Regions from separate parts of the Homo sapiens genome. Here region 2 is linked to region 1. Evidence: chromatin contacts called from ENCODE Hi-C data. All regions are on one chromosome and are shown on one strand. Each heading gives the region's core, a stretch centred on a gene start or an enhancer-like site at or near the end of the contact. The rest is flanking DNA. Distances are from core to core; before and after follow the strand shown. Region 1 holds the start of RETREG1 (reticulophagy regulator 1). Region 2 holds the start of MARCHF6 (membrane associated ring-CH-type finger 6).

Region 1 (2,827 bases), core at 167-2,666:
AACTCTATTCCAAACACAGATACCTAAGAGATCCAAAGTTAATTCACTTTCAGGGACCTCCGACAAGATACAGCTAGTTTTAAGAGAAAACACCAGGACTAGCAGAGATCTGAGGAAAATATTCATCTTGCTCAAGTTAACCTAGAAAATGACAGGCTGTCTATTTTGTGCAATTTATTTATTTCTCAACTTTAAGGTTCAGAAATCTCTGTCCTGTAACAAGGTATCTGTTACCGGAGTCTGATTATTCTGCACTGTGTAGGTCATGTTTGTTATGAGGACACTTAGCAAACAAAGAAGGTTTTTCTCCGCCCTCAATAGCGTGGTAACGGATGACAGGACACCACTTTCAACGAAGGAGACAGACATTTCCCTGGCCTTTCTGAAGAGCGCTTTTTGGAGAGACAAACCTGTTGCTCAGGGGCTGAGCATTCCCGTGTGTTCTCCCTGTACTTCACCTAAAAATATGCCTGTTTTCCACACTGTGCACACCCGGGGGTGGGTGCTGGGCATACTCCACCTGCTTGTTTGCCTCCCGTTTTCTCATCAGGGAGTAAACACAGTAAACCTAACGCTCCAGGGGAAGGAAAAAACAAATCATTCAGGGCCCATCTCAGGTGACTGATGAATGCGGCACCGTTTTGAACGGGTACCTAATCTGGTCCAGATATGCCTGCTGGGGCTGCAAGAACCAAGACACGTTCAAGCACGTTTGCTCCGGCAAGCTTGGGCGAGCAGGTCAAGACCTCAGAGTTTTAGAAAGCAGGGGCGAAGTTTTCAAGCACGATGGGAACACCTGTAGGTGCAGGTGCCTGAGGGTCGGCCGACCACCTCGCATCTGAGGCTGGATCCGCACACGGAGAACGACAACTGCTCACAGGGACGTGCGTCCGGAGGAAAGTTGCGGTGAGTGTCTACCTGTTCGAGACAGGTGGCCGAGAAAGTGGGGCAGGGCTGACAATTCTTCCTCCGCAGTGTCCCGCGGGCTCCCCCTGCACTGGGTCCCCGGGGCCCCGGGCGCCCCAAGGTCACCTGCCCTCCTCAGCGCCCCCACCTTGCCCAAGCTCTCACCAGAACAGCAGGTTGGCAGCGACGAAGCCGAGCAGGCTCCGCAGCGGCCTCTTCCAGCTCAGCAGCTCGTCGGCGCGGCAGCCCAGCCACAGCACCGGCTCCCCGAGCAGCCAGGTTACCGCGGCCGCCGCCCGGCCCGCGGCCTCCTCCACCTGCAACCCCGCGCCCTCCGCCGCCCCAGCTTCCTGCGCTTCCTCCTCCTGCTGCTGCCGCTCTGCGGGGGATGCCTGGGGCGGTGGCGGCGACGGCGGCGCCTGCTCCTCGGCGGCAGGAGCCGGGCATCCCTCCTCGGCGTGCTCCGGAGGCGCCGGGCTCGCCATCTTCAGCTGTGCTTCCAGACAGGGACGGGGCCGGGCGCGCGCGCGGGCGCGCCTGGGTGTGGGTGCCGCCGAGGGCGGGGCGGCGGTGGCGGCAGGTCCCGGAGCGGGGCGCGCACCGCGGGGCACAGGCGGCTGGGGGCCTTGTGACGCCACAGGCCACGGAGGGGGAGCCGCCCGGGAAAGTGGGTGCGGCCGAGTTCGCGCAGGGGCGGGGCCGGGCGCCGGGAGCTGGGCGGTGTCCCCGGGGGGCTCTGGGTTCCTGGAGGGCCTCTCCGGGACTCGAGGAAAACGACCTTTTCCCTTGCAGCGGCGGGAGAGGGCGAAGTGGAGGACTGCTGCTCGGTTCCGTATCCAAAAGAGACCCAAGGCTCCAGGCAAAATAGATTGGACATTTTCACTTTCTCAAGCCAGGGCCACCGGTCGCCCAACCAGCAGCCACTGAGGGTGGTATCGGGGCGCCCCTTCCCCTGGCAGCGTATTTCAGCCCCCAGAGACATCCCCCACCTCGGCCATCCCCAGCGCCTTTGCAGGGACAGCAGCACAACCATAGCAGAGGTCCTGGGCATCCTGGAAATAACGTGCTGGTATAAATGTTGGATTGAGAAAGGAAGAAAAAACATTTGGGGTCAATTTGGGGCCCTCTCGTTTGACACGGGAGGAAACACAAGGCCGCAGCGTTGGGGGAAGCTGCTTCCTTTCTCTCTCTTCTTTCTCTCTGTCTCAGGTGCTTCCTTTCTCTTCTCTGTCTCTCTCTCTCTCTCTGCCTCTCCCTCTCTCTCCCCCGTCTCTCCCCCTATCTTCCCCTCTCTCCTCCTATCTCCCCCTCTCTCCCCCTCCTTGTGGCTAGGTGATCTGGCTCAGAAGTGCACGTTGGCCCGCGCGTGCGGGGAGCTGAGAAGCAAGAGATTGGAACTTTGCACGTGTCAAGCAAGGTTTGGCCTGCTTTGAAGACAGTAATTTCAGAGCCACTCCGGTCTCTGCGTCACAAGCGGGCATCAGGGCAGTGGTGGGGCGGCAGGGGATCCTGAGACCTCCCATGCCCTCTCTTTGGCCCCGGTGCTTCTGGGTGAGTGTGGGGAGAGAGGAAAATAGTTGTTTATGCTTTTCACCATTTGCATTTTTAAATTTTTGTCTTCTTTAATCTTCCTGGTCTTACTTTTACTCTAGAATGACAGGTCCTTCCCCCCCATACTAAGGGTTCTGTCTGCGGATGCATCAGGGCATCTCATATCCCTTTACTGGCAACCAGCCTGCCTGCACAGGATGGAAGGGAGGGCAATTAAATTCCCTGCGTCAAGGGAGTCTCTAGGGGAATGTTCTGTAACGCTCCTCTGGGTGGCCATTGTAAACCTCTGTGTATACACACGTGGAATCCATTGATCTGTACATTCACTGCAGGTGTCTGCACTTTACTGCTTGTATGTTGTACTTCAAAG
Region 2 (2,827 bases), core at 120-2,619, 6.3 Mb before region 1:
ATATAAACATATTTAGGCAGGGCATAGTGGCACATGTCTGTAACCCCAGCACTTTGGGAGGCCGAAGCGTGAGGATCGCTTAAAGACAGGAGTTGAAAATCATACTGGTCAATATAGTGAGATTGCAGTGAGCCATTATCGCGCCACTGCATTCCTGCCTGGGTGACAGTGCGAGACCCCTTCTCAAAAAAAAAAAAAAAAAAAGAAAGAAAAAAATCATAAGCAAACAACAACAAAAAAACAAATATAAAGAATGGCGGTCTGCTTAATTCTCCGTGCCAGCCCTTGAAATCAGTGGGTATTATTATGTAGAGTTTGAGTTCTTTCCTCCCTTGAGTAACATGAGTGACATCAGTAACATTAGTCAAGCGCTGCTCTTTTTGAAAGACTGTATTTCATTATTTTTATTCTAAACCTTACTCTGTTTGATGAAGATTGGGGGAAGAGCCCTCCCAATTCCACCGCTCACACATAACAGCGGTTGCTAGCATTCTTTATTTGTGCTAGGTCATCTGCATATTGTTTAAACATTTTTCGAGGCTGGAAAGACTGCTCCCACTCAGGCAATTCTGACGTGGCGGCCCTTCTAATTTATATTCTCTAAATAATTCTTCATTTAGAGAAAACAGTCAGGGATTACAGTGAGGGAGGGTGACGTGCTGACGGGGACAGAGCTTGGCTTTTGATCATTCTCCCCTTAGCTCTGCCCAGGCAAGCGTCCCTAACTCAGGGTATCGGAACCGATCTCCCTTAGAGGATTATGTTTCAACCACCAGCCTCAGCGGTTTACTCAAATGTCCTTCCAGCCAAATGCAGAAGTCTCCCTGGGAGTAATTTTGGTGAAGTCAGCTTTTGCCTTTTTCATCACAGGCAGGCTTTAGTAGTTCCTCAAAACGTGCACCACAACTGCCCGGCTGCCAAACAGAAATGCTGATGCCTGGGCCCACTCTAGCCATTTGGCCTCGGCATCACGGTGCGGGAGCGTGGGGCGCAGACTCGCATTGTCACAGGAACCTCCCGGCCTTCCGAAGAGCCCCGCGCCGGGGCCTTTGTCTCGCACGTCGGCTGGGGCGGGAGCTAGGTTCTCGCAGCCTCCTCCCACCGCTCTGCGCCTTCTTTGTCCCTCCAGAAGCCGCCATCAAAGCTCAGCTCCTGATTAGGTTTCGGCCCCGCTGGCCGGCGCAGTCTCGGCGACTACCCCAGGCGGCCTGGCGCACGCGAGGATTCGCCGCGCCCCAGATGCAGGTGCCTCCCCTCCTTAGCCGCCGACCGACAGTGCACGCCGCGGCCGCCGGAAGTGACAGCGCCTGTCGTTGGGGAGCTCCCGCCCCTTCCGCCTCGGCGCCCCGCCCAGGCCTCGCCCCTAGGTGTTCCCGCCCCTCCCCCTCCCGTGTCGCTCGCTTTCTGTCAGCCTCTCTCCCTCTCCCTCTCCCCTCTCCTTCCTCTCGCTTCCTCTCTCGCACCTGAGCGTACGCACCTGCCCGGGCCCGGCTCCCTCCTCCTCTCCCCTCCCTCTTTCCCCGCCCGGCCGCGGGAGCCTCGTGGCTGCGTCACCGCCGCCCCCCCAGACAAGATGGACACCGCGGAGGAAGGTAAGTCGGCGACGCGCGGCGCCCGAGCCCTTGCGTCGGCGCCCGGGTTCGTACCCCGGCCAGGTCCGCGGCGCTCGAGGTGGGCTGCTGGATCGCGGCGGGGCGGACGCCTGGGCCGTTTGTCCACCCGCTGGGCCTCTGGGCCGGGGAGCGGAAGGTGACCCTCTGCGCGCCCCCCGCCGTTTCCCGCCCGCGCCGCCGAGGGGGGCGGGGACCCTGCCGGGCAGGGGCCGGGGCCGGGGTCGGGGCCTCGGGGCTACTGCAGGCCGGCGTGGCCTCCCTTGTCCCCGCCGTCGCGCGCTGGCCCAGAAAAGGGGGCCTCTGTCGCTGCCGTCCGGGGGCGTTTTCCGCACCCTTCCCCCACTGGGTTTTGTCTTTCTTTACGTCCTTCTGCCTATTGCTCGCCAGGCCCTACCCCCTCGCGACAGAACTTCTTTGTTGACTTTGAAACTTCGCGAAAAATACCCCGCCAGATGACGGCCGAGTGGAGTGAGCTGACCCCTGTTGAAAAGCCTGGTCCTCGGCTTGCCTGCCGCTCGAGAATCTGTTTACTAAACGGGGAGGCTCTTTTGTTGCGATCCATTTGGTTTTAAATCCTTGACACCTATAAGCAGGGTTCTGTTTGTTTTGTTTTGCGATTGCTTGTGTTTTGGATACGGTTACATTGAACAAACTGACCCTTGTAAAATGAATACTTAAGATATAAACGTCCACACCTTATGTCTCTTCAAACGCATTTTCTTACCCACTGAAGGTAGTAGATTATTTTTAACCAGCTGTGTTTTTAAATGAGTGGTGAGTTTATAGAGGAAATTACTAAATTTTGCTTTTTTTGATGTTCCGGTTATCGTGCAAATGCTTTTCTACTTTAGGTATATTTATGGGGGTATGAGCGTCTTTCAACCTTATGGGTTGCGATTTTGGCGATTTTAAACGAAAATGAATTATCAAACGCCGTCATGGAGTGCAATAATGAGTGAAAAAAGTTTGATATTATCTATGTAATGAGTTGATAACGACTTATTTTTTTTTAAAGAAGTCTTGCCTTTAATAAATACCTCAACTATAACATGTGGCACTTGATGTACATTCGCGTTCCATCTTCGTAAAAAGCCTGTGGAATAGGTAGGTATTATCTTTTATAGATGTGGAAATGTAGGCTTCGTTATTTTAATAGCTTGTCGAAGCTTTACACAGGTAGTAAGAGGCAGATTTGAACCTAGGCATTCTGATTG

What was found. Hi-C counts contacts between places; a loop is a spot of excess contacts on that map. Pooled maps may share reads with other maps.
Region 2: a loop to region 1 is called in a pooled map, with 5 times the contacts of the local background. The contact joins the promoter of MARCHF6 here to the promoter of RETREG1 in region 1. A Hi-C loop is called at or near these places in 7 of 50 pooled maps.

The regions. Positions count from the first base shown.
Region 1 is chr5:16,615,581-16,618,407 of GRCh38, forward strand. RETREG1 (reticulophagy regulator 1) reads right to left here and starts at 1,417. Exons shown (of 9, transcript NM_001034850.3): 1 at 1,072-1,417. The coding sequence starts at 1,391. It overlaps RETREG1-AS1 (RETREG1 antisense RNA 1), which reads left to right and starts at 346. Exons shown (of 4, transcript NR_109946.1): 1 at 346-906. RefSeq lists a silencer at 1,171-1,660.
Region 2 is chr5:10,352,326-10,355,152 of GRCh38, forward strand. It overlaps MARCHF6 (membrane associated ring-CH-type finger 6), which reads left to right and starts at 1,370. Exons shown (of 26, transcript NM_005885.4): 1 at 1,370-1,592. The coding sequence starts at 1,574. It overlaps MARCHF6-DT (MARCHF6 divergent transcript), which reads right to left and starts at 1,732. Exons shown (of 3, transcript NR_183261.1): 1 at 1,647-1,732. RefSeq lists enhancers at 929-1,188, 2,035-2,606 and silencers at 1,329-1,468, 1,509-1,978.